Regions from separate parts of the Mus musculus genome. Here regions 1 and 3 are each linked to region 2. The links are chromatin loops, found by intact Hi-C in ENCODE. Cell type or tissue: gastrocnemius. All regions are shown on one strand. Links, peaks and the distances in the headings refer to the core of each region. The heading gives the core; the rest is flanking DNA.

The links. A loop is a pair of places that touch in the nucleus more often than their neighbours do. Peaks named below come from ENCODE experiments on the same cell type or tissue, not always from the same donor. Only the 100,000 strongest peaks of a DNase experiment are listed, where the experiment ranks them.
Region 1: a loop joins it to region 2, with 2.5 times the contacts of the local background. A loop is called at or near these places in 7 of 42 quality-filtered maps.
Region 3: it touches region 2 in a loop (4-fold over the local background); 20 of 42 quality-filtered maps call a loop at or near these places.

Annotation. Positions count from the first base shown.
Region 1 is chr3:89,006,791-89,017,876 of GRCm38, forward strand. Ash1l (ASH1 like histone lysine methyltransferase) reads left to right here. Exons shown (of 27, transcript NM_138679.5): 4 at 352-1,087. Among named protein-coding and RNA genes, the nearest start is that of Gm24403, 37 kb to the right of the region's middle. In gastrocnemius, for the core only: no CTCF peak of the experiment used is centred there; no DNase peak of the experiment used is centred there.
Region 2 is chr3:88,934,439-88,945,524 of GRCm38, forward strand. It overlaps Dap3 (death associated protein 3), which reads right to left. Exons shown (of 13, transcript NM_022994.3): 2 at 8,337-8,390; 3 at 1,711-1,815. Among named protein-coding and RNA genes, the nearest start is that of Dap3, 10 kb to the right of the region's middle. In gastrocnemius, for the core only: a CTCF peak has its summit at 5,539 (motif pointing right); no DNase peak of the experiment used is centred there; H3K27ac peaks cover 302 bases.
Region 3 is chr3:89,022,366-89,033,451 of GRCm38, forward strand. Ash1l (ASH1 like histone lysine methyltransferase) reads left to right here. Exons shown (of 27, transcript NM_138679.5): 5 at 666-845; 6 at 4,047-4,141; 7 at 10,894-10,967. Among named protein-coding and RNA genes, the nearest start is that of Gm24403, 21 kb to the right of the region's middle. In gastrocnemius, for the core only: no CTCF peak of the experiment used is centred there; no DNase peak of the experiment used is centred there.

The DNA.
Region 1 (11,086 bases), core at 3,038-8,037, 73 kb after region 2:
AGCGGTCCTGACTCCCTCTTCTGGCTCCATGGGCAACTGTATGAACATGCGATACACATATATATAAGTCAAAATAAAGATTTAATTAATAAAGTTAAAAGCTGGTTTGTTTGTTTGGTTTTGTTTTTGTTTTTTTACATATAATCCTAGCATTCAAGAGGCAGAGGCAAGGCAGATTAGTCATTAGTTAGTTCAAGACCAGTTTGATTTGCATAGTGAATTCTGAGCTGGCGGAGGCTTCCAAGCACAACCTTGTCTCAAAAGGCTGAGAAGCAAACATAAAGAGACAAAGTAATTTAGATTACGAAGTGACCAAATTTTTGTCTGTGTGTGCTGTGTTGTCTCTTTTAGTGAATGGAGTTCCTTCCAGAAGTCCCAGATTGGTTGCTTCTATGGATGATTCTGTAGACAGTCTGTTGCAGCGGATAGTACATCACGATGAGCAAGAGTCCATGGAGAAAAACGGTGATGCTTCCATTACAACTGTGTCTGCACCACCTTCTTCCAGTCCAGGCCATAGCTACAGCAAGGAGCGAGCCTTAGGTAAATCAGACAGCCTTCTAGTGCCTGCAGTCCCGAATGACTCTTGCAGTAATATCCCACTTCTTTCTGAAAAGTCAGCAAGTAGGTGTTCCCCCCATCACATCAAGAGAAGTGTAGTTGAAGCTATGCAACGCCAAGCTCGGAAAATGTGCAATTATGACAAAATCTTGGCCACCAAGAAAAACCTGGACCATGTTAATAAAATTTTAAAAGCCAAAAAACTTCAAAGGCAGGCCAGGACAGGAAACAATTTTGTGAAACGCAGACCAGGTCGACCTCGGAAATGCCCCCTCCAAGCAGTGGTGTCAATGCAAGCCTTCCAGGCCGCCCAGTTTGTCAGCCCGGAATTGAATGAAGGCGAAGACATGTCCCTGCACCTAAGTCCAGACACAGTCACTGATGTGATCGAGGCTGTGGTTCAGAGTGTGAACCTCACTTCAGAACATAAGAAGGGGGTGAAGAGGAAAAATTGGCTGTTAGAAGAACAGACTAGGAAAAAGCAGAAGACAGTACCAGAGGAAGAAGAGCAAGAAAACAATAAAAGGTAATATCTTTCTTAAAATATTATGATCTGAATAACAGTAGTTAACGTCTTTATTTTATGACTTATTTTTCTTGTGTGAGCGCATGCATGCTATGGCAGGTGTAGGGTAACCCCAAGGACAACTCATGGGGCCTCTGCCAGCTTGTGGGTCCCAGCATCAAACTCGGCCCATTGGGCTTGGCAGCAAGCATCTTTCCTGGTGACCTATCTCCCTAACCCCAGCCTGAGTGTCTCTGAACTGTAATTTATTTATGTAGCCAAATCTTAAAACCTGGTTTTTACGATGGGAAGACGGTTTGGGTGAGGTACTTGGGCATGCCAGTGACTCCAGGCTGAAAGGGAGTGATCTGGAGTTGGAAGGACAATCTAAGCTGTACTAACAGTGTATCGTAAGCCACCTGATAAAGGTGGCCAAAAAGCAAACATACATGCATGCATGCATACATACATACATACATACATACATACATACATACATATGTACATACACACACACATATAGTAAAAGAACTTAAAGATTCAAAATACAAAACTCCTTTTAGGAAATGAATTTAAAAGTCTGCTGTGACACAGGGCCAAAGAAAAAAAAGAAAAGAAAAATTTTTGAGGCATTTTCTTCGTAGCCTGACTGGCCTAGAATGTAAACTAGCTTTGCTCTCATAAATGTCAGCCTAAGATGTGAGTATGTGCCACTATACCCAGCTTCAATCCATTGATCAGTTCCTCCATCCCTTCTTTCCTGTCCTCCCCTCCTCCATTCTCACACTCACTGTGGGGGGTGGGGGTGTTATTTTGTTTTCTGCTCTACAGTTTGGATATTGTTGAGACAGGATCTAATAACTCCATGTACCCCCTTTTGCCTCCTAACCCCCTAAAACCTAACATCCTGCTTTCTGTTTTATGATTTTTGGCTACTCTTAAGTCCTGCTTATTACTGAAATCATATAGTATATGTCTATTTGTGGCTGGTTTATTTCACTGAATACGGTGTGCTCAAAGGGAGTTGCTACAGAGCCTCCGTAAAGACTCTTGGGTCTGTTTCCTTTTCTGAGTCCTGACTTTTCCACTCGTTTTCTTTTGTATAATGCCAGAGCCTAAAAATATGTTTTCTCTGGTACAGTCCACTCCTCTGAATCTGCCTTGCTTTTGACATGAATTGGGCATAACTTAAAAAGGCCTGGCTTGCTTTCCTCCTCTTCTCCATCTCCTTTCTCCAGGCAGCTGTGGAAATGTGTGGCTTAGCTGCCCTGCAAGTTTTCTCTTTTCTTTTTAACATTTTTGGAAAATTTTTCTTTAGTCAGTTATTATGGCATAGGCTTTTCATCTCAGCACTCAGGAGGTAGAAACAAGAGGGATCTCTGAGTTTAAGCCAGGCTGGTAGATATAGCTAGTGCCAGGGAAGCTAGGACTACAGAGAGACCCTTGTCTCAGGATTAATAAATTGGTTAGTTGTTGAGGTTTGGTCTTTGACTGTGTAGTGTAATGCTAACTGTGGGCCCCCTAGACCTGGTTGCCCCCAAGTTATTTCCGATTGGTATATAAAGATGCCAGCATCTAGTACATGATCTGGTTTTAGGGTTCCCAGGCTGGCTGGGCTGGAGGAAATCACGGGGAGGGAGGAGATAAGGAGGAAGAAAAAGTTGCCATGGTTAGGAGTTGTAAAAACATGGCTCTGAAATTAAGAGCAGCCCAGATGAAACATAGTAAATAATAACTCAGGGTTATTGATAAAAAAGAGACTTTAATAGCATAAAGGGTAGATATCGGCCCAGCTCTCGTGTAAGGCTTTTTGTAAATATAAAGGTTGTATGTGTCTTTTTTTTTTTGGTTTTTCGAAACAGGGTTTCTCTGTATAGCCCTGGCTGTCCTGGAACTCACTTTGTAGACCAGGCTGGCCTCGAACTCAGAAATCCGCCTGCCTCTGCCTCCCAAGTGCTGGAATTAAAGGCGTGTGCCACCACCACCCAGCTTGTATATATATGTCTTTTATCCACTCAAAGTTGGGGTAGAAACCCCAGTTTGGGATTAAAAATTCTAAAATAATTAGTAAATTAACGATTTTTTATATGTATGAGTATTTGCCTACATGTATGGCTGTGCAGCATTTGTATGCTGGTGTTCACAGAGACCAAAAGAATGTATCAGATCCCCTGGAAGTAGAGTCCCATTCATGCATGAGTGCTGAGACTTCGACCTAGGCCCTCTAGAAGCAGCCAGTGCTCTTCACCACTGAGCTTCTCTTTAGTTTCTGAATGTTTCTTTTTATGTCCAGGAAGGTCATTATTTCATAAAATATCAAAACAACAACTGTGAAAGGAAAAAAGAGTTGGTTCTCTCCTTCCATCATGTGGGTTCTAGGAACTGAACTCAAGGCAGCTTGGCAGCAACTACCTTTCCTCACTAAACCATATCCCTAGTCTCATAGTTTATTTTTGTTTGGTTCATGTTTGGTTTGTTTGTTGGGAGGGTGGGAGGTTGTGGTTGGGGTAAGTTTTTGGTTTTGGTATTTGTTTTTGTGACAGGGTCTCACTACATATCCCAATCTGGTCTGGAACCTGATATGTAGATCAATGTGACCTACAATTTACAGAGATCTGGCTACCTCTGCTGGGATTAAAGGGAATGTACCACAATGCCTGGATTGACAATTTCTGGATGTACAATTTTTTTCCTTTAAAAATTTTAAATTAGATGTATGCATTTCATCTGTGAGTGCTTTGCCTGCCTATATGTATGTGCCACTACATGCAGGCTTGGTATCCTTGGAGGTCAGACAAGTTCCCTTAGAAATGGAATTAAAGCGGGTTAAACCACCATTTGTCTGAAAGAAATTGGTTCCTCTCTGAGAACAAGTGCTCTTAACCACTGAGCCATCTCTCCATCCCCAAATTTAACTCATGGTTGTTGGTGTTTTTGTTGTTGTTGTTGTTTTCATGGATGTTTTGTCTGAATGTATCTATGTGTACCACATATATGCCTGATACTCATGGAGGCCAGAAAATGTCAGATCTCATGGGGCTGGAGCTAAAAACAGTTGTAAACTGCCCTGTGAGTTACAGGAATCATCAAATGTGGGACCTTTAGAAAAATAGCCAGACCTTTTAACTTCTGAGCTGTTTCTCCAGCTCCTGAAAAATTGTCTGATACTTATAAGGTCTGTTTTATTTTCCAAGAGATTTAAAGGTAACATGAAAGGGGAGTAGTGTTTGTGTGTGTGTGTGTGTGTGTGTGTGTGTGTGTGTGTGTGTGTATTTTCTATCATGTGTGTGTGTTGAACATAGTAGCCCTAAGAAGGTAGCAGATGACTTGGACTTAGAGTTAGATAGTTGGAAGCTACCATATGGATTCTATTGCTGGAAAGTCGAACCTTTGTCATCTGGAAGAACAGCACGTGCTCTTCCCCCAATGAGCCATGTTTCCAGCCCCTAAGTGTTTTTGTTTTATGAAATCTCAAAAGCAGCAACCATAAGAGTAAACATTGTTATTCTGGATTGTAAGTTTGGATTTCTATATACCAAAAAGCATCCTGACAAGTAAAACATAACTCCACTATGGTAGGGTGTATTTACAAGACATGCTGTTCATAATTTACTGGTATCCAGAATAGATAAAGAGAGAAAACAGTTGGTCTATGGATGTAATCTCACACTCATGATGTACACAGGAGGATTTTTGGGGTTTTGTTGTTGTTTTAATTACCTGTGTCACTATGTACATTTGAATATAGGTACCCACAGAGGCCAGAAGAGAGTGTCGGCTGCCTTCGGCTGAACTTAGAATCAGTTGTGAGTTGCTTGACATGTTACTGAGAACTGAATTCAGATCTTCTAAAAAGCTGTTTGAACTCTAAACTGCTGAGCCATTTTTACAACTGAGTATGAGAACTATTGCAAGTTGTAATGAGAGTTCAGGCAGAGTTACAAAGCAAGACTGCATCGTAAAGCCAAAAAATACAACCTAAGAAACAAGACATGGCTATGCTCAAAAGTTTGAGATTAGCCTCACCTGTATAATAAGTTCAGAGTTAGCCTGTAGTGCATGGGGGAAACACCCACACTCAGGTCCTGTAGCTCAGCTGAAGGAGGTTTGCCTAACATGGGTTAGATCTCTAGCACCACATAAAACTGGCATGATGGTGTAGTCTTGTAAATTCCAGCTCTAAGAAGGGCTATGCAGGAAGATCCAGAATGTTAGATCATCCTTGGATGTGTAGCAAGGTCAAGACCAGTGTGATCTGAGAAAACAAAAAGCAAGCACGCAAACAACAATAACAAAACCCCAAAACTTAGAAGGGATGTATTTCAATGATAGAGCTCTTAAGTTTCATGCTACAGACCCTGTGTTCAATCCCCAGGCCCCCTTCACTCCAGAATAAGACAGTTCTCAGACCTTGATGTCCTCACATAGCAGAGTCACTATATTACTTACAATTGGATGTTAGAGCAGGACTGGAATCAGTTTGGCTCTACATGATGAAGAAAAGATAACAATCCAGTCCATAGTGTTAGGGCCAAGTCAAAGACCAACAAGGTTACTTAAAATATCCATCCTAGGGCTGGAGCAAGTGGGGCCAGAGCAAGCGGGGCGGGAGGTGGGGGGTGTGGAAAAAAACCCGTCCTGGACCTCACAGCTAATTTAATGGCATTCCAGATACAGGCATTTGTCTTTGATTCTGTTGTTTTATTTGTTTGTCTTCATAGGCAGGGTCTCACTGCATTGTTTGATTTGACTTTGACCTTGCTTTCATAGTATTGACAGGCCTTGAATTCACCATCCTTTCTGCCTTAGCCTCTAGCATCTATTTTCCTTTCCTTTCTTTTTATTGCTTTTGTTTTTTGCTGGGGTTGTTTCAGATTTTCTTTTATTTTTGCATTTCTTTTTAGTTTTAGATGATGGGTCTTCACACATGCTAAGTACCTACTCTTCTTCTGAGTTACATCCTCCATTCGGACATGTTCATTGCTAACAAACTCCAAACAGATTTGATGTATATGTTCCATGAGCAACACTTGAAATATTACTACTATGAAGAATTCATATATGTCACATGATATCAGAAAACATTTGCTTTGTTTTATATATATATATATATATATATATATATATATATATATATATATATATACACACACACATACATACACACACACACACACACACACACATCATGTGGTTGCTGGGAATTTGAATTCAGGACCTCTGCTCACTCTGGTCTGCCCCACTCCACTTGCTCCAGCCCTGCTCAGCCCGGCCTAAAGATTTATTTATTACTATATTTACACTGTAGCTATCTTCAGACACTCCAGAAGAGGGCATCAGATCTCATTACAGATGGTTGTGAGCCACCATGTGGTTGCTGGGATTTGAACTCAGGACCTTCAGAAGAGCAGTCAGTGCTCTTAACCTTTGAGCCATCTCTCCAGCCCCAAAACATTTGTTTTTTTTTAGGCAGGAGAATGAAATGTAGTCACATGAAAACATTTGGATTGTAAGGGTAGCAGTTAAAACAATCCCTTCTAACATAATGAGATGAATCCTGTATATGCACAACTTGTTTAACATTTGAAATAAATGTACAGTAATAGGTTAAAGAAGAAAATTATATTAATAGATATAGGAACATCATTTGACAAAATATAAATTGTATTTACAACTTTAAAAAAGGGGGTTAAGTAGCTATTACTCAAGCTCTGGGGCATCCAGTGTTTATGCATTTGCAGGCACATTATTTAAAAGTAAAATATTTTTAGTGAAAAATCAACTCTACAGCAAAGCTGGAAATGGTGACCCAACCCTGTAATCCCAGCACCGTAACAGGTACTGTTCTGAGTTCTGGGCCAACCTGAGCTTCAGAATGAGACTCTGTCTCAAAAAAAAAAAAAAGTCTAGTAATAGAGACTGAGGACATGGCCCCTGGGTCTGGGAACTGAGTTCAGATCCCACAAGACCCACATAAATTCTAGATAGACATGACAGCCCACCTGTATTTCCAGTCACAGAGGTGGAGACAAGGGATCCTAGGAGCAAGCTGGCGAGCTCTAGTCACCATTTCATCGTTTTGTGGGTTAGATTGAGAGTTTATCAGATAAGGTAGAAAAGCAATTGAGCATGATTCATCCTGTCTCCCTCGAAACCCTGATCTGCACGCACACACTCCCATTCTCATGCTTGTACACATACACCACACACACACACACACACACACACACACACACACACACACATATAAAAGGAAGAGGAGTTACACAAGTCAAACTTTGTTGGTGGTTGGAAAGCTAAATACTATTCAGATGTCATAACTTTCTAATGTTCTATATAGATTTGGGGAACTATCCATCAAAGTCCCAATGACACTTTATAAAAATAGAAAAGTGTAGCTTGGTTGGTAGGCTGTTCTTATAATCCCAGACTTCAAGAAGCTGAGGCAAGTGTATTGCTATGCGTTCCAGGCCACCTTGGAGTATAGAGTGACACCCTGTTTCATATGGATGGATGGATGGATGGATGGATGGATGGATGGATGGATGGATGGATGGATGGATGAGCGAGCAAACAACAAAATCAACATGGCAGTGAACATACCTTCCAAAACATTTGAGATAAACTATTTGGTCAGTTACTATAAAGGATTTCTAAAACTCAGTAAGATAAAGAAAACACAGGGAATTGACCAAGAAACTGTATAGACATTTTCTCAGAGAGTATATAAAAATATACACTCAGTATAAATAATAAACTCATAAAGAAGTCCTAGTACTCTGTAGCCATTATAATTCATAGTAAGGATAAGGGATGGAAAAATAAAGGAGAATTTATGAACTATATGGAGATACCCTAGGTGTCTACTCAAGAAGTAGAGTGACCTTAAATACCAGTATTTATAATGCATTTTAACATTAGACAAAGGCAAACACCAAAGTTTATCTGTAGATAAGTGGTAGTTTTACATCTAATGACTTACTATTTGGCCTTAACAATAAGACTTTTTAGAAAACTACTTCTGTTGTATGTTGTACACATGGGCTTATCCTGTCAGAGTAGTCACAAGTCCTAGGGCAACTCTGCGTTGTCATTTCCCTTTCTGGAGATCAAACTTAGGTGTCAGGCTTGCATAGCTGGTGATTTACCTCCTGAGCCATCTTGCTGTAGTGCTTTCAATATGCTTGGCCCAGGGAATGGCACTATTAGGAGGTGTGGTCTAATAGTGTGTGGAGGAAGTATGTCACTGTAGATACGGGCAATGAGACCCTCCTCCAGCACCATGCCTGCCTAGATACTACCATGTTTTCTGCCATAATAATAATGGACTGACCCACAGTACTGTAAGCCAGCCTCAATGAAACGTTGTCTGATATAGAAGTTGCTGTGATCATGGTGTCTCTTCACATCAGTGAATCCCTAACTAAAACACTGGTCCTAGATAAACTTTTAAAAAGATGAAATACAAGTGAAATAAGCTGAACGATCCCAAGCATTCCATGTAGCACCTGTGTTGTAGATGTTGTAGTGTTCATGACTGGGCTCCATAACTCTCTACTTTGATCAGTTGTGGGTTTCTGTAATGTTTGGTTGCAAAGAGAACTTGTCTTGGTGGCAGGTGAGAGTTACACTTACATGGGGATATGAAGTAGAAACTTAAGAGTTCTTTGTAAGGTCGGTTGTGTTGGATGGTGTTTTGCTGGGACAAACACGTGAAGGAATGTTTTCCTGAAGTGGACACAGGTAAGAAGCTAAGACAGACTTTGAACAAAGCAGACAGAGGGAAAAAGGATGTTCTGCTAAAGCAAGCATATAAAAGGACACGTGATGAAGGATTCTTTGTTAACAACACACGTTTTGATCTTCCTTACACTGTGTAGTTGAGCTCCTTTTGTTGGGACTCCATAGAGAGAAACACTATAAAACTTCTGGTGGTGGGCTGGAGAGATGGCTCAGTGGTTAAGAGCACCGACTGTTCTTCCAGAGGTCCTGAGTTTGATTCCCAGCAAACACATGGTGGCTCACAGCCATCTGTAATGGGATCTGATGCCCTCTTCTGGTGTGTCTGAAGACAGTGTACTCATATACAGAATATGTATAAATCTTTAAGAAAAAAAAAATCCAACTTTTGGTGGTGTGCTGCGGTTTCTTGCCTCTTCTGTTTCTGCTGCTGATAGCTGAACTGCCGATTTCTAAACAACAGATGGGAGTTGTTCCAAAGAACCTTTCTAAACAGGTCCACTTTCCCCATACCTTTTTTTCCCCCACTACCTTTGGTGGGCCTCAAAGGAGGTTAAAGTGTTTAAAAACCACTATTAAATATATGTTTTGAATTATATTACAGGTATAGGGTAAATAGTTAAAGTGTAGATAGGGATTCTGCTGGTTTAGTAAAGCAGCAGTTGTAGAATTTCCTCCAAGAACCTTACTTAATTATCCCTGGATAATAGGCTAATACTCATCCAGTGCCAGACATGATTTCCTAGATCTTACAGGGTCTCATAAGAGAGCTGTTGGTTACCACCAAGATAAGTGTGCCACGCTTGTACCCTCATGGTTGTGCTAGATTGGTTGTCAACGTGGCTCACAGGCATCAGAGCTGGTTGATTGCTTCCCTCCTTTGGAAGCTTGCATGGTTGTCTGATCCCAACATGGAAAGAGGAAGGAAGGACGGACGGGAGGGAGATACTAATATGGAAGAGGAGTACAAAATTGCTTTAACTTTAAAGCAATTCTCTTAAGTAACTAAGATTTTTATTTTAAAAATCTTGCAGATCATGTATCAAAAGTAACAGAGCCAAAGTCTGTATGTTTCAGTGAGCCTTCTGTTTACTAGAGTAGCTATGTTTTACACTTTTGTTTTTTTGGAGAGGGGTGGAGAAGTGGTAACCCTGGCTGTCCTGGAACTCACTTTGTAGATCAGACTGGCTTTGAGCTCACAGAGATCTATCTGCCTCTGTTTCCCAAGTTCTAGGATTAAATAAAGACGTGTGCCACCACTGCTCTGTGGATTTTTCCACTTTTGCTATCAAGTATATTTTTATGTACTTATCAACCATCACCCCTCCCCCAAAACACTGAAACTAAAAAAGTTAAGTTTATATCTTCTTTCATAACTCAGTTGTCCATGACCTCCCTTCAGCCCTTTTTCCTCCAAGTATTCACCATTTTTCTTCTCTGAATACTGTAGCACATGTACATTTGTATACATATAAACTTATATGGTTTATGATTCTCATATGAGGAAGAACATCATCTTAATATTGTACATTCTAATAACATGCAATTTTAAAATCATACAGTAATTACACTTTTCTTTAATGCTTAATAATATACCATTTTATATATGTACCAGTTTTTTGTTTTTTGTTTTTTGTTTTGGTTTTTTGAGACAGGGTTTCTCTGTGTAGCCCTGGCTGTCCTGGAACTCACTTTGTAGACCAGGCTGGCCTCGAACTCGGAAATCCGCCTGCCTCTGCTTCCCGAGTGCTGGGATTAAAGGCGTGCGCCACCACGCCCGGCTTGTGTACCAGTTTTTCCTTATCCATTTATTTGCTATCGGCCAGCATTGGAAAGAGCAGCAATAAGCATGGAATGCAGTGTCTTGGGCTTTTCTTCAGTTGGAGGGAGACTTGTGGCTCCAGTTCTATGTCACTACTTGTAATGAGTGCCTTTAAATTACTTATCTGTACTTAATTGTGATGGAAAGAAATGCATTTAGAAATTCTTTTGTTTCTTTTCAGTTACCTAGCTTTTTACGTTATAAGATTTATTTATTTATTTTTTGTTTAGCAGTGTCTTAATATGTAGCCCTTGCTGTCCTTTAACTCACTCTGTAGACCATGCTAGCCTTGAACTCACAGAGATTGGCCTACCTCTCTCCCAAGAACTGGGATTAAAGGCATGCCACTGCGCCTGGCCAGATCATAAATTTTCATAGTAATCTCTAATAACATTCTTTATTTTATTGGAGCCTTTGTAATGGCATTCTTTTGTTAATTTGTGTTCTCTGTGTGTCTC
Region 2 (11,086 bases), core at 2,660-7,659:
ACTCCAGAGGACTTCCTTAATTTATTTCATTTTGCATTCATGAGACCAGGTGACTGTTAAGGACAAACGTTAAACCCGCCCGGCTGAGATGATTTCTTGGTGGAGGGCATCTGCATCTCTTTACATGTCTACACAGCCACAGTATGGCCACATCAAGATGGAAAGAATGAGTTTCGGACAGCATGGAAAAAAGGCTCATGAAGCTCTTCTTTCACATTAAAGAAGCACAGAGACCACACAACTGATTTTATTTCTAGGAGACAGAACCAGCACTGGGCATGGGGGAAAAGTACCCAGCCTGTCAAAGTTTAAAGTCACAGGAGGAACAGTCCTGCCAACAAGACACCAGTTAAGTCGCTCAGAAAGGAAGAGTGTGGTGTCACACCTTTGACTATTGGAAAACAGTGCTGGGATTGAAGGCATGCACCACCACTCGTGACAAACCTGAATACTCGTCAAGGCTATCCCACAAGCTTATCTTTCCCAGGCCCCAGATGTTTGTTTACAGCAGGGCTGCAGAACCAGGAACTGTGAAGGGTGCTCTTAAGCCAGAAGTCTAAAATATGGAGCAAGTGCTCATTTGAGGAATGCTTAGCCCCAGCTAAAAGACATAACTCCTGAGAAACTTATCTCAGAAGGAACTGAATGTAGTCAATTTGTTTGTCTGTTTTGAAAAGGAATCTATCTACAAAGCCTGGTTGCTGTGGGACTCACTATGTAGACCAGGTTGGCCTTGAACTCAGAGACGCATCTGCTTTTGCTGGGATGAAAGGTGTGCACCATACCAGCTTTATTTTAGCTAATTTTTAATTCAGCAAGATTCACTAGGTGAATTCATTATTAAGATCACATTAGAAGGAAATTGGACTAACTTTGTACTTTATATTTTTACAGCACCACAGAGCAACAAGGGAAGGTGCGAGTTAAGAATGCTAGCCCAGGTGTCTCACCTACCTGAGCGTATGTATGGTGCAGGAGATTTGATCACACTGTGAACCCCAGGACTGTGTTAGTTAATGAAAAAAACCTGTTTTTAGTTGTGGTATAGCTCAGCCTTAGCACACAACTTTAATGCAAGAGCTTTCTGCTTGAATATTATAAACAGGATTAAATAAAGTCAACCCCAGGTCAAGAGGTACACCAAGCAGCCAGCTGACAGGGAGGGACACAGGATTATTAAGAACTAATAGAGAGGACGAGGGAGTCAGGAGGATGGGTAGAGAGACACCACAGGAAGTAGAAGGGAGGGACATTTGGCTTGAAAGAGTTTTTGAGACTGCATGAGAGACAGGCATTGCTTCTGGGATGTTAGCTGAAGAGGTAGGTCAGCTGGGTGCTTCCTCTGTCTCTCTGGGCTAGCAGGCTTTCACTCCAGCATCTGGCTTCTCAGACTTCATTGGTAAAAATCAAACAATTGAGATTTGTTAAAAACAATATATAAGCCGGGCATTGGTGGCGCACGCCTTTAATTCCAGCACTTGGGAGGCAGAGGCAGGTGGATTTCTGAGTTCGAAGCCAGCCTGGTCTACAGAGTGAGTGCCAGGGCTACAAGGAAAAAGCCTGTCTCGAAAAACCAAAACAAACAAAACAAAACAAAAAAAACCCAACAACAAAAGACCAATATATAAAAACCAGTATCCTGACATGTAAAAGGAGTAATATGGCAACACAAATTATAATCTCTGAAACCCACGCACATCAGCAACTTACCGGGTCACTGTCACTGGTGCGGGAAACAGTTCTGGGACGCTCAGCTGGAACCTGACTGTTCTGAGTCGCTTGAACACTCATGTGCAAAAAACACCTCGGGTCCAACTACAAAAGAAAATGTTTCAGTGTTCTGGAATCATCTGGTTTTTCAATGCTTGTTGTAACACTGAGGTCTCAAGCTATGACTCTATCAGGAAATCATGACACTAAACTATGTTTTAGTTTTATATAGAACGGATCTTTACTAAATCCAGTCACACCTTTTAGCTTCTGGATCTGTTTTAGCATGTATACTGCTACGCTAGGGCTCTGTCTTACAATGGAAACCAACCGGTCAGCGCAGCCTCTGCTGAGCTAACTGCTCACGGCACTCCTGTCTCCACTTCCCAAGCACTGAGGCTAACGTGTCAGCTGAACCTTCTCTCTCAGCCATACTTGTGTTTTTCTGAGCTGAGGTCTTGGTTAGTTGTCCAGGCTGGCCTTGAATTCTGGGCTCAGTGAATCTCTTGTCTCCACATTTGAGTAGCTGGAAACACAGGGCAGGTGAACCCATGTGCAGGGTAGGAAATGTGTTTAATCCACGTCCCACTGCTATACAGGGTTCCTAACAGCACAGGAGCCTCCACTGTGAGGGTCAGTGCAATACGCTTCAGCATGGCTGGCGATAAATGGTTGCTTCGTGCTCACAGGCTGGATGGGTCTGGCTGCCTCTAATCTGCCTCCAGAAAGAGTGCTGGGAGTAAAGGAGACGTTATGAGCACCCTGTGACCACTCTCCCCATCCCTTAGACTGTGTCAGGGTCTGACTTGTGTCTAGCCTTGAAGATCTGGTTGCTTCTCCTCATAGTGCTGAGTGTAACATGCCTGGCCTTGCTAGCTATGACCGGCACAGTAAGAATCTGTCATTAGGGACATGTAATGAGGGAGCATGTAAAGTGTCCAGCTAGGAGGAACTAGTTAACCATACTTAGAAACTTCTGGAATGGGGGTGGGAGATTCAAATGACATTTCAGGAGATAAATATGAGAAAAATACTAAGAAAATTTCTCAAATTAGCAGGGCACAAGGGTGCATGTCTATGATCCTGGCACTCGGTAGGAGCAGGGGGCCAAGTCTAGCTTGGGCTCTATGAGATGCTTCCTAAAGGAATAACTCCCTCAATCAAGCTTAAAGACAGTAAGCCTTCACAGAAGACTCCAGCGTAGGGCAGAAATTCAAGAGAACAGAAGAGGGAGCTGCAAGCAAGGAGAGCTTCGCAGGGCAGCAGTGTCCTCCACGGCACACTGGGCTCCAGATGCCAGCCAATACAAAACCTCTCTGCCCCAAACTGGCTGTGGTCTGTGTGCTTAATCACCATGAGAAACCCTAACTAACACGATATCCAAGACTGACTCTAAAATCTCTACTCTTTCCATTACCTTTTGTTTTCATTAAAAATCACTTTTTATTTTATTTTTTAGACAGGGACTTACCCCCTAGCTGACCCAGAACTCACTGTGCAGACCAGGCTAGCCTTGAATTCACAGAAATCCACCTGTCTCTACCCCAACATAAAATGTTTTAAAAAATACATTTATTTGTGCTTGTTTGTATGGATGTGCACATGCCAATGTATACATGTGGAAACCAAAGAATAACTGGGAAAGGTCCTGTTTCTATCATCTTGTAGGTCCTGACGACAACAGGGAAGGTCCTCTCCTCTCTATCATATCATGGTTCCCAAGGACAACAGGAAGGGCCTCTCTCTATCATCTTGTGGATGACCATGCTTGGCACCGCATTCTGTAACCCTATGAGCCACTTTGCCAACCCTTTTTTTCATACCTTACATTAACTTTCTCATATTTCTTTATCAATTAATGCTATATGTGGTATGAGGGGCACAGCCTGGGGAAGTGTGGGGGAAGCAGAGGACAACCTGTGGAAGTGAGGCTTGCTTTCCTTCCATCACGCGAGCTGGAACAGAGTCTAGGTGGTAGTCTTGGCAGCAAGGATCTTCACTCGCTTGACCATTTGCCAACCCTCTTCGAGAACTTACTTAGTGCATACGCCTGGGAGCACACTAGCATGCCTGTGCACACACGGCCAGAAGACAGTGTTGGGCCATTGAGGTACTGACTCTTCCTGGACCTAGGGTTGGGAGGGTGGGTGGGCGCATCCACCTGTCTGGATGCTGACAGTTCCAGTGATTCTCCTCTCTCACAGATGGAACTGTGGTCGCACATGAGATCCCAGCTTCTAATGTGGGTGCTGAGATCCGAGTCTGGTCCTGATGCTTGTGAAGCAACTGCTCTCAGCCACCTGGCCATCTCTCAGCCTTTCATATTACTGTGTGCTTGGTGTTTGCATGCACTCATGCATGTGTGGAGGCTCCAAGCATCCTCCCAAGTGCACACCAAGTCTGAAATATTAGTGGCAGATTTTAATATAAGCCAACAGTGTAAAGAAATAGGTTGCCATAATTTTTAGAATATAACTCAAATTTATAGCAGAGGCAGGTTTATCTCCCAAACAATTCAAATAGTCCTCTAACCCACTGCTAGGGGATTACAGCTGGCTACAGAGCCAGGAGTGGGAATACTGTCAGTTGTTGAAAATGAAAACCAGCTGAGAATGGCTATTAAGCTCCATCCTCTCTTGCTGTGGCAGCCTAGATTACATAATAGCTTGTCTCAAGCCAAAGGAATGAAAGATAAAGAAGAGAGGAAGCTGGAGAGATGACCTAACTCTTCCAGAAGATCCAGGTTCAATGCCCGACACCCATGTGCAGCTCACAACTGTCTGTAACTACAGTTCAAAGTGCTCCAACACACTCTTTTGGCCTGTGCAGGCATCAGGAACACATGGAATATGCAGACACCCAGGAAGGCAAAACCCCATACAGATTAAACACAAAGCAAAATATAAGGAGGGAAGAAGGAAGCAAGTAGCCGCAGCCCCCACCATATCCAAGGACCCCGCTGATAGCTGAGGATGGGCTTCCGTCTCTATCCAGCTCCTGCTCTCGCCAGCAAAGCCAGGATACTAAACATACCAAAGACAAAGGAAGAGCTGCTCTCAGGACAGCACCTGAGTAATACACCCGAGTACCAGGAGAAGGCGCCAGCCCTTTCCATCTACCATCGGCCGGCCTTGTTGTTCTGAGACAAGATCTCACCATTTAGCCCTGGCTGTCCTGGCACTTGTTATATAGATCAGGCTGGCCTTAATTTTCAAAATCCCTTCCTCAGCATTTCAAGCACCTGGATTTCATCAGGTATGTGCCACCACATCTGCCACATCTCGGGACGTCTCAGGAGTAAAGGTGCTTGTTATGTACTCTTGGTGAACTGGGTCACCATGAAGCCATGTGAAAGCTGAAGAAATAATTCCCACACCTGCACCCTCCACATGCTCATACTCAGGAAGACAGTTTCTCTTTTCTTTCTTTTTTCCACAAAGGGTTTCTCTGTGTAGCCCTGGCTGTCCTGGAACTCACTCTGTAGACCAGGCTGGCCTCGAACTCAGAAATCTGCCTGCCTCTGCCTCCCAAGTGCTGGGATTAAAGGCATGTGCCACCACGCCCGGCTAGGAATACATTTTTTTAAAGTAAGAAAACTAGGTGCTGGCTTGGGTGCTGGCTCAGTTGTTGAGAGTATCGGCTGTCTTCCAGAAGACCCTGGTTTATTCTTAGTACCCACATGGCAGCTCACAATAATGAGTAACTCCAGTCCCAGGTATCTACGCCCTCTTCAGGCCTCCAGTGGCAATAGGAATGCACACAGTGCACAAATAGGCACAGGCAACCACCACACATGTAAATAAAATTAACTAAAAATACTCAATGGCCACAAGGTGGTGCTATTTCTACAGTATTCTGATGACCTCAGGTTTTGTTTTGTTTCCTTCAGTAAATAAAAAACAAAATGGATTCCTTATGTCTTAAAGTGTTATAAATGGAACTAAGCAGCTAGTCTGAGTTCTAGGATAAACGGCTCTATGTAGAATTCCCTCAGCTTAGTTCCACAGTGAACATAATGCAGTCCCTCAAACACTACCCATGAGCTACGCAGGGTCATCCTGAGCCAAACTGAAAACATATACACTAAGAAACTATACATTCTAATTTTATGTGAATGGATATTTTGCCTGCACGTAAGGTTGTGCACCACAAGTGTGCCCTCAGAGGCCAACCTGGAACTTAGAGTTACAGATGGTTGTGAGCCACCAAGTCAGTGGTGGGGATCAATCACAGACCTTCTGAAAGAGGAGCCAGTGCTCCTCACCATGAGCCAACTCTATAACTACACACCCATTCTGGACACAAGGTCTCACTATGGAACCCTGGCTGACCTGGAACTCACTATGGCCTTAAATTCAGGGATTTGCTGTCTCTGCCTGCTGAGATTAAATGCACGAGCCATCACACCTGGCCCTTATTTTTATATGTATAACTTTTATGCCTGTATGTACGGAAGAGACCAGAAGGGAGCACTGGACCACCAAGAACTAAAGTTACATGTGGTTATGAGCCCTCATGGGTGCTAGAAACCAAACTTAAATCATCTGCAAGAGCAGCCAGTGCTCGTAGACACCAAGCCAATATTCCTTCTTGCCCCAATATTGGCTTTTATTTCTTTTGTTAACATTTTGTTTTGCTTTGACTCGCTGAAATGCACAGAGGCCTTTTATAAATCTCAGCGTAGGGGTAAAAGGAAAAGGAAAGAGCAGGCCCCTCCCCCAATCCCACACTGGACAGGGGATGCTCCGCGCCTAAGAACCCTTCTTGGAATCCTAGGATCCGTTGCAAGCGGCCCTTTCTTCTTCAGTTCTTACCCTCCAGACTTAGGCCTGTAGGATTTCCTGTTCTCAGCAAACCCAGGCCTGGTGATTGTCATAGGTGCTGCCTTCCTACCACGCAGTCAGAGTGGTCATTTTCTCCTGACCTTGGAACTGCGTGCCTCTGGAGAACATGGCCACCACATGGACACTGGTTAGGTCACCAGTCAGCATCTCCGTAGTAAAGTTTTACAATTTCAATTTTCACAGTAGGTTACTTATCCATTCTAATCTCTAGTTTCTGCAACTTTAAAGCAAGGACAGTGCACTGTCACGAGGAGCCAAGGCGCTAAAGCACGCTTGGGAGCGGTGGTGTGTACCTTTGCACCCACCATTCGGGAGACAAAGGCAGATGCATTTCCTTTGAGTTCCAGGCCAGCTGGGGCTACACAGTGAGATTCTGTTTTAAAAAAGCAAATATGAACAAACAAATGAAACAACTACTATTTGGTAAATAATTAAAAAGACTAAAACAAACCAGTAGTATAAGACCTTTGCTCACTTTGAGGGAGGGTTTCTCTATGTAGCCCTGGCCAGCCTTGATCCTTGTATCTCAGTCTCCCAAGTGCTTTGATTATCGACAGGACTGTGATACTATGCCCAATTCACTATGGTCTTATTCTTTAATTGTACAGGTTTGCCTCATTGTATGTGCGTGTGTGTGTTAGTTGTGTGGAGGCCAGAAAAACCTGCCAGATTCCGCTAGACCTGGGGTTACAAGTGTCTATGGAAGGCTCTGCTTGTTCCATGGATGCTGGGAATTCCAATTATGGTCCTTAGGTTTGTTCAGAATGCACTCTGAACTTATGAGTTGTCTCTCTAGCCCCTTACCTTTTGTGAGGGGTGGGGGTGATGTGGTGTGAAGAGCTGTGGGCAGAGTCTCATGTAGATCAGGTTAGATTCAAATGTGCTGTATAGCTGAAGATGACCTTGAGTTTCCGATCCTCCTGCCGCTACCTCCAAAGCCTGCACTCCTGATCAGTACCGCTGCTGCCATGTTCAGTTTATGTGGCACTGGAAAGCTAACCCAGGATTTCCTGAGTCCAGTCAGGGTTTTATGGAGCTTTATCCCAAGCCCAGATGAAGGTCTTACCTTGTCCTCCCTCCTTTGTGTGTGTCATGGAAGTGTGTGTTCATGCGTGCACATGTGGTGGCTGCTAGAGGCTGATGTCCAGTGTGTTCCCTGACTGCTTTCTGCCTTACTTATTCAGTGGACCTGCAGCTTACCAATTCGGCTAGGCTAGCCAGCTAATCAACTTCAGGGGTCTACTTACACCCAGCCTACCAGCTCTGGTGTTTCAGCCCATGCCAGCTTTCATTAGAGTGCTGCACAGGCCCTCACGTTTGAGTGGCATTACCTCCTGACTAACTCGCCACCTTCCCACCCTCCTCACGCAGTCCATTCTCTAAACAATTTTAGTCTCTTATCAAAAGTGCCATGTCTAAATAGCCAGCTAGCTCAAAGTTACCAGTTTGTAAAAACGCCACCTCCTCCTCACACATTACCTCAGGCTTACTATCTCTGCCTGTTGCTTAGGCAGACTCTCACTTGGCAGGCCAAGCTGGCCTTGAACTCCCAGTCATCTTGCCGTAGTCTTCTGAGAATTTTTTTTGTCTTGTTTTGTTTTTTTCCGAGACAGGGTTTCACTGTATAGTCCTGACTGGCCTGGAACTCACTTTGTAGACCAGGTTGGCCTCGAACTCAGAAACCCACCTGCCTCTGCTTCCCGAGTGCTGGGATTAAAGGCGCGGGCACCACGCCAGGCTTGAGAATTTTACCTGAAAGTAAAGCAGTTTGTGGGAACTCACCTTCTGGACCCTGGAGAAAAGCCTTGTTATTCCTGTCAGCATGGTCTTTGCTCTCTTAAAAAAAGACAAAGAGAAAAAAAGGTAAGCCACTATTTAATAAAAATGTAAGTAATATAAAAATCTGATACTGTCTAGATATATGAAAATCATCTATGAATCAACAAACTGGGCAAAAGACAAGAAAAACCATTTCACTTAGGAAACATTATGGCAGGAAGTTTAACCTCACCCCAAGTCATGAAAATGAAATTAAAGCCTTCATAATGAGATGCCAATGAAGAAATGCCACAATAGTTGTAAATCCAAATGTATTGGAAAATCAGTCTTTACAAAGTTGAAGACATATGAATATGCAGCTATTCCATTCCTTCATATTTACTCTAGAAAACTACATATGCATATACACTGGAAAATATAAGAATGTTTATAGCAGAGGAGTGTGAGTTATTTGAAAATTGTAAAAACAAACAAACAAACCTAAAGTAAAATATCCACTGACCCATAGAAATAGCAGGAAAGAAGCTATAATGAAAGGATCAATGTCGAAGATATAGACTGGCCAGGCAAGGTAGTGCACATCTTTAATCCCAGTAGTTCAGAAGCAGAGGCAAGTGGGTCTCTCTGAGTTCGAGGCCAGCCTGATCAAACAAATGAAGTGAGTTCCAGGGCAACCAGGGCTACACAGAGATACCCTGTCTCAAACATACAAAAATTATTACTGAGTGAAAATTATTATGTCTCCTGTTAAATAAAACTAAATTTCAAAACCATGTACCGAGTAGGTGGATGCAGGAAGATCAGAATTTCAAGGCCATCTTCAGCTATATAGTTTAGGGCCAGCCTGGAATAAATAACATTCTGCCCAAGAAAACAAAACACAAGCAACCTCTGAAACGCCCGCCACTCACTGTCTGCAGGACACACACACATGGCAAAACTGGACTGGAAAGGCAAGCGAGTGCTAAGAGTAAGCCCTGAAACACCAGTGACACTCAGGGAACCTCTGGGAGCTGGCAGTCCAACATGAGTATTTATTTTATTATTCCTTTGGGGTTTTGTTTGCTTGTTTTTTTGAGACAGTCTTACTATGTAGCCCTAGCTGATAGGGAACTACATAGACCATGCTGGTCTTGAACTTGTACAGATCCTTCAAACTCTGTCTCCTGCTTCTTGGGATTGTTGGTGAGAGCAATCACACTAACAGATGGGCCTTTCTCTTCTGCTGGTGTAATAAAACACTCTGACAAAAGCACTGCGGAGACAGGGTTTAAACTGCTCTTGGGTTCCAGAGACATACAATCCATCATGGAGCACAAAGGGAGGAGATAGGGCAATAGACAGTGGAAGAAATAGGAGCCTTCTTTCTGGTCACACTGTACCTACACTCAGGGGCCATCTTTGGGTAATCTACTTCCTCCAGTGAGCCTCCACCTCCTAAAAGTCCCCCCCACCCCAAAATCAGCACCATCACCTGAGGAGCGAGTGTTCAAACAGGTGAGCCTCTGGGCCGCCGTCCCTAATCAGACCGTATTACACTGGTTATCATTTCATACCATGAGGGCTATTATTATCTTTATACCACATGCTAAATTTATCATTTTTTGTATGGTGGAAATATTTAATTAGAAAACTCTACTCTTTTGGTAGTGAAAAGAAATTTAAAATAAAGTATTTCCTCAAGATCTCATCAGAAACAGGGTATAGTGGCTCATGCCACTTTTAATTCTAGCTCTTGGGATGCTGAAGCTGAAGGAGTTCTTGGACTGAGGGGAGCCTGGACTAGAAGAGCCTGAGCTACAGTAACACTGTATCTACCCCATCCCAATAAACAAACAAGACCAGACACCCAGTGTTAGTCTGAAACCATACACTGTATCAAACCAAATGCATACACTTTTTTCACTATATATATTTCCACAACAAATTTCAAAGAATAAATTAAGGCATTTTAATAAATGCCTCATTTAAATAAATAGAATTATAGTAAATATAGTAAGTTGCATGAATGTGGTCACTTCCCTTCCTCTCCCCTTTCTCCCCTTTCTTTTCAAATGGGATGTCACTATATAGATTAGGCTGGAGTCTGTTTCTTGGCTTTCTGCCTCTGAGTACTAGCACCTCCACCTTTCTATTTAAAGAAGCACTTTATACCATCTCTTTATCATACCTGAATTCTTTTTTAAAAAAGATTAATTTATTATATGTAAGTACACTGTAGCTGTCTTCAGACACTCCAGAAGAGGGCGTCAGATCTCGTTACGGATGACTGTGAGCCACCATATGGTTGGTTGCTGGGATTTGAACTTAGGACCTTCGTAAGAGCAGTCAGTGCTCTTACCGGCTGAGCCATCTCACCAGCCCCCATATCTGAATTATTAGCATTATAACTCTTCTTAGTTTATTTTATTTTTTTGAATATAGGGTTTTTCTATGCAGCCCTTGGTTGTCCTCTGCCTCCCCAGTGCTGGGTGGGGTTAAAGGTGAGTACAACCATGCCCCCAAATAGATACATTGTAAAACAAAACAGAACAAAACAAAAAAACAACCATAGCGTCACAAACTCCTTTGAATCCCATATTCTTTTAGTCATCATCTACTTTTTAATAAAGAAACATGAGAAGTACTTCTACATGCTCAGCTATGCAGGGTACAGAGGTGAACAAGACAACTCTACTGCTCCCCCCTCCAATTTGAGACGGGGTCTCTCTGTAACCTTAGCCATCTTGAACTCATGATGTGGACCAGCCTGG
Region 3 (11,086 bases), core at 3,001-8,000, 88 kb after region 2:
GCTGAGATTACACGTGTGAGCCTTTACACCTGACTGCACTGATTTTGGTTTTCTGGTTCAGGGTGATCTTGAATTTCCTGTGCTGGCTGCCAAGAATGACTGAACTCCTGATCCTTCAGTTTATCTCATGTCCATCAGTGTTTTGCCTGCATGTGTGTCTGTGTGAGGGTGTCAGATCCCCTGGAACTGGAGTTACAGACAGTTGTGAACTGACGTGTGGGTGCTGGAAATTAAACTGGGGACCTATGGAAGAACAGCCACTTAACCACTGAGCCATCTCTTCAGCCCTGCTTCAACTTCTAAGCAGTAGAATGAAAGGCACTGATCACCACACTCATGTGCCTTTATGTTTCTTTCTTTTGAGACAGGGTCTTAGTATGTAGCTCTGTCTAACCTAGAACTCAGTGGTATTAGACATTAGACATTAGAAGTAAGCATCAACATGCTTGAACCATGGCTGTAATATCAGTACATGGGAATGGGAGGCACAAGACTCTACCAAAAATATATATATGTATATATATCATATATATGTATATATATCACATATATGTATTATATAAAATATGAAATATAATTATATATAAAATATTTATGTTTATAAGTAAATAATATAAGTATATATAATTATTTTTCACAATAACATCTCCAGACACTTTTTCTAGCTTTATAGAAACACCAGTTGAAATTCCCAGTCCTCTTGAAACGCCTGCTGAACCTTCTGAACCTGAAAATACCTTGCAACCTGTGCTGGCTCTCATCCCACGAGAAAAGAAGGCCCCACGTCCTCCAAAGAAGAAATACCAGAGAGCTGGGCTGTATTCTGATGTTTACAAAACAATAGAGTAAGTAGTAGTGACTGTAAACTTATATTTTCTAATACCTGTTATCCATCCATAATTTTTAAAGATTTATTTATGTATTTATTTTATGTATATGAGTACACTACAGCTATATAGATGGTTGTGAGCCTTCATGTGGTTGTTGGGAATTGAATTTTTAGGACCTCTGCTCACTTCAGTCAGCCCCGCTTGCTCAGTCCTGTTTGCACTGGCCTAAATATGTTATTATAAATAGGTACACGCAGAAGAGGGCATCAGATCTCATTATGGGTAGTTGTGAGTCACCATGTAGTTGCTGGGATTTGAACTCAGAACCTTGGGAAAAGCAATCAGTGCTCTTACCCTGCTAAGCCATCTCGCCAGCCCTCCATATTTTTTTAAAAAGGTAAAAAATGAATCACATTTATATGTGCATTCACATATACACATATTATATATAATCTAATATACAGTATATATGTAATATATTTTATATGTATAGCACTCTCAGGTACCATTGTATTCTCTAGACTGATGATGCTGCACTAGGTTAGAAGGTTACAATTATCATTCTTAATGTTTAGCCTCCCCTAAGATCCATTCTGTAGTTTGTATTCTAATTATTCCTTTGCTGTTTAAAAGTAAGAAAGAATACCAGGTGTGATGCTGTTCACCTGTAATCCAAGCAGAGACAGGAAGATTGTCACTGTTCAAGGGCATCATTCTGTGCGTACCTGCCAGACTCCATAGGGAGACATTTCTCAGAAAGGGAAGGAAATTGAATAACACTGTCTGTTCAGATAAATGTATTTGGAGTTTTTTTGCTTACATAATTTGTCAAATAAACTTTCCTGCATTGTTTGAAGAACTTTATAAATCCTTGGTACAGCTTGATAAGCACTCCTTTGTTACTTCACTGCCATGGAGTCGAGCACTGGCAGTGTAGACCAGCCATCCAGCTCTGCCCTGAGATCACAGCTGTGTATCCTAATTAGGAAGCTTTGGGCTGGCTCTTGGTAAATACCTTAAGCTGAAAACCCAGGTCTGACTGATATCTAGTGCTTCATACCTGAATATTGTTGGGCTTGTCTATAATCCACTCAGGATCAGCAGAGCAAGCAGTGAGAGCCACCTCAAGTACATAGAGAGCTATACCTGCCTGACCTGTCTTTTAAGAAGGGGGGGCAGTAGGGAGGGAGGGAGGATGGTAATTTTTAAACACCAAGAGGTGTTCATGGTAAAGTTAAGAACTAGCCTTGTGTCAAAGGACTGGGATTGTAGGCATGGGCTGCCACAGCTGGCCTGAACTCAGTTTTCAGGATGTTTTTTAAGAAAAAAAAAAGTGAAACAGTCATTAAGACAATCAGGAGGTTCAGGAGTATTTTTAAAGTTTTCTTTAATACCATCACTCGAGAGGCATAGGCAGTTTGAAAAGTATAAAACTGAAAGATTAGACTTAAGAGCCCAAGGCTTGGTTACTGTCTTCATAGAGCACTTGTCCAGCACAGTCCTGCTCTTTCCAGTCTCTTTTTTTTTTTGACCCACGAAAATTTTCCCCAAGAAAAAGTTAGATGGCCCCATCTATATACACATACAATATATACACATACAATAGGTATCTGTGAGAAATGTGAAAATGCCAAGCTGAACCTTTCTCTGGGTAGTAAGAAAGTTTATTGGGGATCAAATCACAAAGACTGTCTCGGGAACAGAAAACAGCAACTGGGCAGCAAAGTCCTCGTGTTTTATAAGATAGTCGGCAAGGTGCAGGCTACTTTGATTAATTTAATTAATTAATTAATTAATTGAGCCCGAGATGGTCTTTACCTGAGGTAGATGACCGTTATGGGTAGGGGAGATAAGGAAGGTAGTGCTTTTCCTGGTAAGCAGGATTTTGAGACTCCCGAGGGATTATGTTTAGGCTTTTGTTCACAATATTGTCTCCAGCACTGCTATTTTATAAGCCCACTTTGAACCAAACAGTATATTAACCCAACATTTACTGATAATCATAAAGAAATTCACTTTAAAATTCTCTTCCATCCAGGTTGTTAGTGATGCTCACCTTTAATTCCAGCACTTCAGTGATGAAGGCAGGCAGATCTCTTGGTTCAAAGCCAGCCTGGTCTACAGAGTGAATTCCAGGACAGCCAGCTATTGCTATACAGAGAAATTCAGTCTTTAAACACACACACACAAATGAATCAGAGATGGCATAGTACTTAGCACTTTGTGATCCTGCAGAGGACTCCAGTTTCAGCGAATCCATTACCCGATTCTGGCCTCTACAAGCACCAACCATACACGTGACAACTGAACTCATACAAGCAAAACACATATAAAATAAACCCTTTTTTTTGTTTGTTTTCTTTTGTCTGATATGACTGTATGAGTGCAGGTGACCATGTGCATGTGTGGAGATGAGGCTGAGATGTGACTTCTCTTCTTCCACCATGGACTCCATGACTGCAGACCTTCTTACCTATACAGCCAGGGCTGTTATTAAACAAATAAGATAAAATCAGATCTGATAATCAAAATCTTTTTTTTTTTTTTAAATTTAGACAGTAGTAAAGAACCTCTCAGAGGGGATTTCCTGAATTTACAGTTTATTTATTTATTTTTATTTCTGTGTATTCACAGGTGCTTGCAGGTACCTGACAATACCTCAGAGGCCATAGATCCTCTCCAGCTGCAGATATTGGTTCTGGGGACTGAACCCAGGTTCTCTTTAGAGAAAACAGGCAATGCTATTAACTGCTGAGGTTTTGTTTGGTTTTGTTTTGGTTTTGTTTTTTGTTTTTTGGTCTTTCGAGACAGGGTTTCTCTGTCTCAACCCTGGCTGTCCTGGAACTCACTCTGTAGACCAGGCTGGCCTCAAACTCAGAAATCCACCTGCCTCTGCCTCCCGAGTGCTGAGACTAAAGGCTTGCGTCACCACTGCCCGGCTAACTGCTGAGGTTTTTAAGTATAGTTTTTAGATTAACGTTTTTCTTTGTACTCATTTATTGAAATGGGCTTGCACACATACATACTGAGGACAAAGGACAGTGTTGAAAAGTTGATTCTTTCAACAGTAGAGTTCCCAGGGCTCTATCTCAGATGGTCATTCTCTGTGGCAAGGGCTGTTAGCCATTGAGCCATCTTACCAGATTTCATTTATTGTCATTTGGCCTCAGGAAGAAATTTGATTGGCTTTGTTTCTTATTCATTTTCTCATCACAGCCCAAAGAGCCGATTAATCCAATTAAAGAAAGAAAAGTTGGAGTATACTCCAGGAGAGCACGAGTATGGGTTGTTCCCAGCGCCCATTCATGTTGGTGAGTAATCAGCCCGCAGCACTTACTGGTAAGAAGAGATTGTGCATTCTGAACTTAGGAAAGGACCTGTATTCTCTGTTGTGCTGGGTTCAAATTCTTCAAAATCTTGACAAGGATTATGGGGATTTAGTTCAGCTGGTAGAGTGTTTGCCTGACAAGAAGGAAGCCTGGATTGGATCCCCAGTACTGCAGGAACCAGGGGCAGGACTAGGCAAACAATGTCCATGTCATTTTGGCACTCAAAGGTGAAGGCAGGAAGCTCTGAAGCTCAGAGACATCCACAGCTACACAGTGATTTAGAGACGTCCAGGATTGATCTATACACCAATCCTGGTTTTCTTGTTTTTAAAATGTGTATTAGCTAAGTAATGGGCATTAGAACTTATTATTATTTTTTTAAACGTATGTGAGTTCACTCTCGATGTCTTCAGACACACCAGAACAGGGTTTTGGATCCCATTAAAGATGGCTATGAGCCACCATGTGGTTGCTGGGAATTGAACTCAGAACCTCTGCAAGAGTAGCCAGTGCTCTTAACCTCTGAGGCTTCTCTCCACACACACCCCATACCTCCAAATGAGAATCTTAAGTAGGTTCTCATGGGACACATTTTGAACTGAAATTGATCAAAGACATTCTTTAGAGGGGTCTTACTTTTTATTGTTTGTTTATTTATTTGGGAGTTTTATTTTTGTTATTTTAAGATGAAGTCTTAGCTGAGCAGTGGTGGCCCATGTGTTATCATCCCAGCACTCAGGAGGCACAGGCAGGTGAGTTAAAGGCCAGCCTGGTCTACATAGCAAGTTCCAATATAGCCAGAGCTACACAGAGAAACTCCGTCTCAAGAAAAAAAAAAGATAAAGTCTTATATAATTTAGACCAGCTTCAACTTCATATAACCTTGAACTCCTCTTCCCCCTGACTTTGTCTCCAAATTCTGGTGTATATAAGTGTGCACACCACACTCAGCCTTCATCTCAGTTTTTAGAAATTAATTGCTATCTATGGCTTCAAGGAAAAGATCTGTAATCAAGGAAAGGAATACAGATGGTCTTAGTTTCTTTTTCTGCTGCTGTGAAAAGTATCCTAGGAAAGGCAGCACAAGAAGAAAGGGTTCATAGGCTCACGGTCTTTCCTGGGGTCCGTCCACCAGTACCAGGATATCAGGGCAGCAGGAGCTTGGAGCCACTGATCACATTGTTCCATAGTACCAGTGCTTGTAGTTGCTCAGCTTGCTTGCAATCGTTTTATAGTCTAGGATCCTTTGCTTAGGAATTAGTCCCACCCACAATTAAGGTTGGTCTTCTCACATTAAAGTTGTATAATCAAGACAATCCCAATGGCCCAATCCCATTGAAAAATGAAATGAAAATGAATGTTGATATCATAACTCTATCACTTGTCACCTTGGTATTTTACACACATCATTTTTAAACTATCTCTTGTTCATTGGCTTATTACCATATTATAATATAAAATACATTCAATCCAACTTTAGAAGACCATGAAGTTTTTAAAACTTTTAGCACATTAAAAGTCAGTTTCAAGCTAGGCAGTGGTGGCTCCATGCCTTTAATCCCAGTACTTGGGAGGCAGAGGCAGGCAGATTTCTGAGTTCGAGGCTAGCCTGGTCTACAGAGTGAGTTCCAGGACAGCCAGGGCTATACAGAGAAACCCTGTCTTGAAAAAAAAAAAAAACCTAAAAAATAAAAATAAATAAATAAAAGTCAGTTTCTAGTCAGGAATGGCGCATGCCTTTTATTCTAGCTGTTGGGAAGAAGAGGCAAGTGGGTATCTGTGAAGTCAAAGCCAGCGAGTGCTATATAGTGTAACTTCATCTCAAAAAAGAAAAGAATAAAGTCAGTTTCTTTACCTATGAATTAAAAAAAAAAAAACAGTTTACATATTTCCAACATTAACAGCACATTCCTGTTTTAAGAGGAAAGAATTTAAGCATAACAAGGAACAATCAAACAAGCAAATAAAATCTAGCAGAGTAAAAACTAAGTCTTATAACTCCTTATCTGTCATTTGGGGCTCATGGGCAGAGCCAACTCCTCATCTTTACTATAGCACCTATTGGGATTCTTTTCTAGACTAGCTCCGTTCCATGCCCACTCCTCTGCATACTGAATATTCCATGGTCCAGGTATTTCCAATTTTCCTGGAACCTCCATTTCAATTTAGGCTTTGCCTTCACAGCTTGAAGCACTGGCCCTCCAGTGCCCCCTTGCAAGAATGCCAACCCTACTGCACATTCCCTGGCCACAGCTACTCTCTGAAATCACACAGAAAACTCCATGACTCCTTAAGTCTTTCTTACTTTCTTACCAGCAAATTGACAACAGTGCATAAGTCTTCTAGCTACTTGACATCTCGCCTGGCCCCCTTGTGCCAGCTTTTGTCAGCTTTTATGTGCCATCCTTAGGTACCTGCTTTTTGTTTAAGTTTGGTTGTTGTTGTTATTATTATGTCTGAGAATTTTTTTCTACACTTGTCTGTGCACTCAGTGAATGACCTATAAAGGCCAGAAGATGTCAGATTTCCCTAGTACTAAGGCAGCTACAGATGATTGTGAGCTACCATGTGATTGCTGAGAATCGAACTAGGGTCTTCTGCCAGTGGTCTCAACCACTAAGACATCAGTTTTTTGCTGCATTTCAACATATATATGTCCTGTGGGTGCGGGCATGCATGTGTGTGCTGTGTATGTTTGTGTGAAGGAAGTTCATCCTACAGCATGTATATGGAGGTCAAAGGATAACTTTGTCAAGTTGGTTATCTCTTTCCACATTTATATTAGCTCCAGGGATCAAACTCTGGTCATCGAGTTTACACAACAAGTACTTAGACCTATATAAGCCATCTTACCTGCTCTGGGCCAATGCTTTGGAGGAGGACAAGGAATTCCTTCAGCAGTTGTCTGTTTCATTGTAGGCAGCCTTCCTTCAAATGAGCTCGCATCTTCTCAAGATGTAGCCTCTGGGCAGGTGCATTTTACCCTCAGGACACCTCCTGTTGTCCCAGTGCAACTGCACAGCTTCCCACAGTGGTGCCATACTCTGGACCAATTGTAGTTGCTTGAGAAACACCAGCCTGAATTCCCTCCTGTCTTGAAATTTCCTCTGCCAAGCAGTTTATTCTACTATTTAACTCAACTTTTTCAGATTCTCAGATTAGAAAGAATTAAGGCAGATTCTTGACGGAACATTACATAAATGGTCCTTTTCTTATGGATTCCTTGATCCACTCTTAAACCTTATGAACTAGGCCTCTACTTAAAACTTTCTCTCAGTATTCTGTCTTCAAAGTTCCCACCTGAATAAGTAAACTCTGCTCCAGCATGCCAGGGCTCGTCTACAGTCCAGCCAGATAGTAGTTCTAATGTCTGAGAACCACACCATCGGGGATATCACAGTAGCTGCCCCTCTCAAGTACCAGGGTTTTTGTGGTTTTGATTTTTTGTTTTGTTGTTTTTCACTGAGTTTCAAAAGTGATTGGTTGGCCATTTCTGGCTCTTTAACTGTTCATAGTTTCCCCTTACTTTCCTTTTCCCTCCACAGCAGCAGTTTGCAACTTCTGGGTCTCAGCTCATTTGAGGGTCACATATCAGATATTCCACATATCAGATATTTATGTTATGAGCCATAATAGTAGCAAAATTATAGTTAAGAAGTAGCAATGAAACAATTTTATAGTTGGGGTCACCACAACATGAGAAACTGTATTACAGGTCTCAGCATCAGGAAGTGTGAGAACCACTGCTCTACAGTCTATAACAGTAGTAATATCTACTGTATTCGGCCCTGCAAAGAAGTCTACAGTACCTTTTATTGCAACGTATAGGTAATCCTTTCAAATGAACGATATCCTTATTTACTATAGTGAAGATTTGACCTACAAGCTCTTCACGAGGACAATCACATCTCCGTTTTTTACTTTTAATTATTTACTTATATTCTGTGTATGCCTATGTGGGTTTATGTGAGCCACTTGTATAAGGTGCCTGTGGAAATCAAAGATTATCAGATCTCCTGAAACTTATAGAAGATTTTATAACACCTGATAATGGTGCTTGGAGCCAAACCTGCATCTTCTGGAAGAACAATAAGTGTTCTTAACTGCTGAGCCATCTTTATCTCCCAAACAGTGATAGTCTATGACCATTGTTTTTCCTTTGTTTTGAGGTAGGGACTCACACTGCAGTTCTGGTTGTCCTGGAATTCAGTAGGAATCTGACTGCCTCTGCCTCCGAAGAGCTGAGATTAAAAGGCTTGTGTACCACAACCATTGCTAATTTAAGATACTTCCCCTCACCTCTAGTCCTTGAACATCTAGGGCTTCACTGTCTGACTCCATTTCAGCTGAGCCATCACTGCTCTGCTTTCCATCTCATTCTGAGAGCAATTGTACTCTGTTCTGGCTACTGAAGGCTTTGCCACCTGCGTAAACGTTGAACACTTGTTGCAAGCGCAAGAATTCAGTCCTCAAGCTTGGTGAGGTAGCCATCATCTAGTTCATAGCCTAATTTTTTTTAACTTGATTTATTTAAAATATGAATGCTCTGCTGCATATACATCCTCAGGCCAGAAGAGGGCATCAGATCCCATTATGGATGGTTGTGAGCCACCATGTGGTTGCTGGGAATTAAACTCAGGACCTCTGGAAGAGTAGTTAGTGCTCTTAACCGCTGAGCCATCTCTCCAGCCCAGTACATTTCTTTAGATTCTTGGAAGCAAATCATTGGAGCGCAGTCAGAGCTCTTGACTGCTGAGCCCCTCATCTCCTAATTTTTAATGGCTCAGTTCATACTCAGTTGTGGTGAAAGGTCTTTCATGTAGGTAATTTTAGCACTGACAGTCACACAGACCTTTTTTTTTTTTCTCAGTTGTCATCATTGCATGCATTAGACAAAGAGGAATGTGAGTATTGCTAGGAATGCCTCGAGTCAGTCCTGGTATCTTGATCCTAGGAAAATGTTAGATGGGACCTGTGATCAGAGTTCTGGTTTGAAGGTCAATTGGCATACATGTGAATGAATCCTTACCTATAAGGAAAAACTTTTTCTTAAAGAAGTTCAAAACCTTTCTGTTTAATCTTTGTATTTTCTAGAGAAAACATGTATTGCAGGCAAAAAATAGAATAAACTGTTCTCATAAAAAGTTTGTTCTCTGTGTCTCAAAAAAAAAAAAAAAAAAAAAAAAAAAAACAGACAAACAAAAGAGTAATACCACGCATGGTGGCTCTTGCCCTTAATCCCAGCAGTGTATGCGGTTCAAAGCCAACCTGGTCTACATAGTAAGTTCCTGTACAGTCAGGAATACATACAGGAACAAGACTCAGTTCCCTTCTCTAAGGATCAGTCTAGACTATTACATTTGTTTTCTTTCAGTATTAAGAGTCTGCAGAAGCTGGGTGGTGGTGGTGGTAGTGCACATCTTTAATCCCAGCACTCAGGAGGTAGAGGCATAAAGATCTCTGTGAGTTTCAGGACAGCCAGGACTACACAAGAGGAACTCTGTCTCCAAAAGAAAAAAAGAGAGAGAAAGGAAGGAAAAAAAAGAAGTGAAAAAAGAAAATAATAGTTCAAGGTGCAGGAAAATGTTACTAGCATCTTAAATCTATTTATATATACTTTTTCCCTACCTTGAGTAGCCTGGCCTCAAACTCAAGGAGCTCTGCCTGCCCCTGCCTCTGCCTCCTCAGTGCTGTGACTAAAGTGGGGTGTTTGTGTCTATATGTGAGTATATTACGTGTTCAGCAGCCAGAAAGGGATGTCAGATTCTCTGAAGCTGGAGTTACATATAATTGTATGGGTGCTCAGATCCAAGTTCAGGAGCTTTAGAGACTAGTATGCAGTCTTAAGCCTGAGCCCTTTCTTCATATATATAATATGTCAGAGGCCATCGTTCAGGAGCTGCTTCTCCTTCCACCATGAATTTGAGATCCAGGCTCAAGGTATTTTACCTGCTGAGCCATTTCATGGGTGACATGTATTCTTCAGTTATGTAAATTCAAGTATGCCCCTTTTCTTTTGTTTATTTTTTATTATTTAATTTTGTATGTGGGAATATATGTTTCACAGTGCTGCATGAAAGCAAAAGAGCAATCGTAGAAGTTCAGTTTCTTTCTTCCAGCATGTTTGCTCCAGGGATAGAATTCAGTTAGTCAAGCTTGATAGCAGATAACTTTTTATCCATGAGCCAGCCTGGGTTTCTGTACCCTTCCCCCTTTAGTATTTTTAGATTTTTGTTGTTGTTACGTGTATGAGTGTATTTTTTTTAAAGACTTATTTATTTATTATATGTAAGTACATCATAGCTGTCTTCAGACATTCCAGAAGACGGTGTCAGAGCTCATTACAGATGGTTGTGAGCCACCATGTGGTTGCTTGGGATTTAAGCTCAAGACCTTCGGAAGAGCAGTCGGTGCTCTTAACTGCTGAGCCATCTCTCCAGCCCCGTGTATGAGTGTATTACCTACATGAATTTATGTGCATTCTGGTGTACCTACTGCCTGCAGAGGTCAGAAGAGGGCATCAGGTCCCTCTGACAGATGCCCTGTCCTCCACAAGAGCAGCAAGAGCTCTTGACCCCTGACCTTCTCGTCAGCCCTTAGCCCCTTTGTAGCATTTATCTGATTTTTTTAGAGGTGATAAGTTTAAAATATATTTTGTGTGTGACTATTTGCTCTCTTTGTATGGACTGCGTATCAGAGTAGTTGTTGAAATTGACAGTGTCTTTTAATTTCAGGAAAGTATCTCAGACAGAAGAGAATTGACTTCCAGCTTCCCTATGATATTCTCTGGCAGTGGAAACACAATCAGGTACAAAGGGTTTTACCAGGTTTTCTTTTTAAATGATAAGGGTTAGGGAATAGGAAGGAAAAGTTTGTTTCCTCTGGTTCCATGTGATGAAATCTTAGAATATATTGGGAACCGTCCTT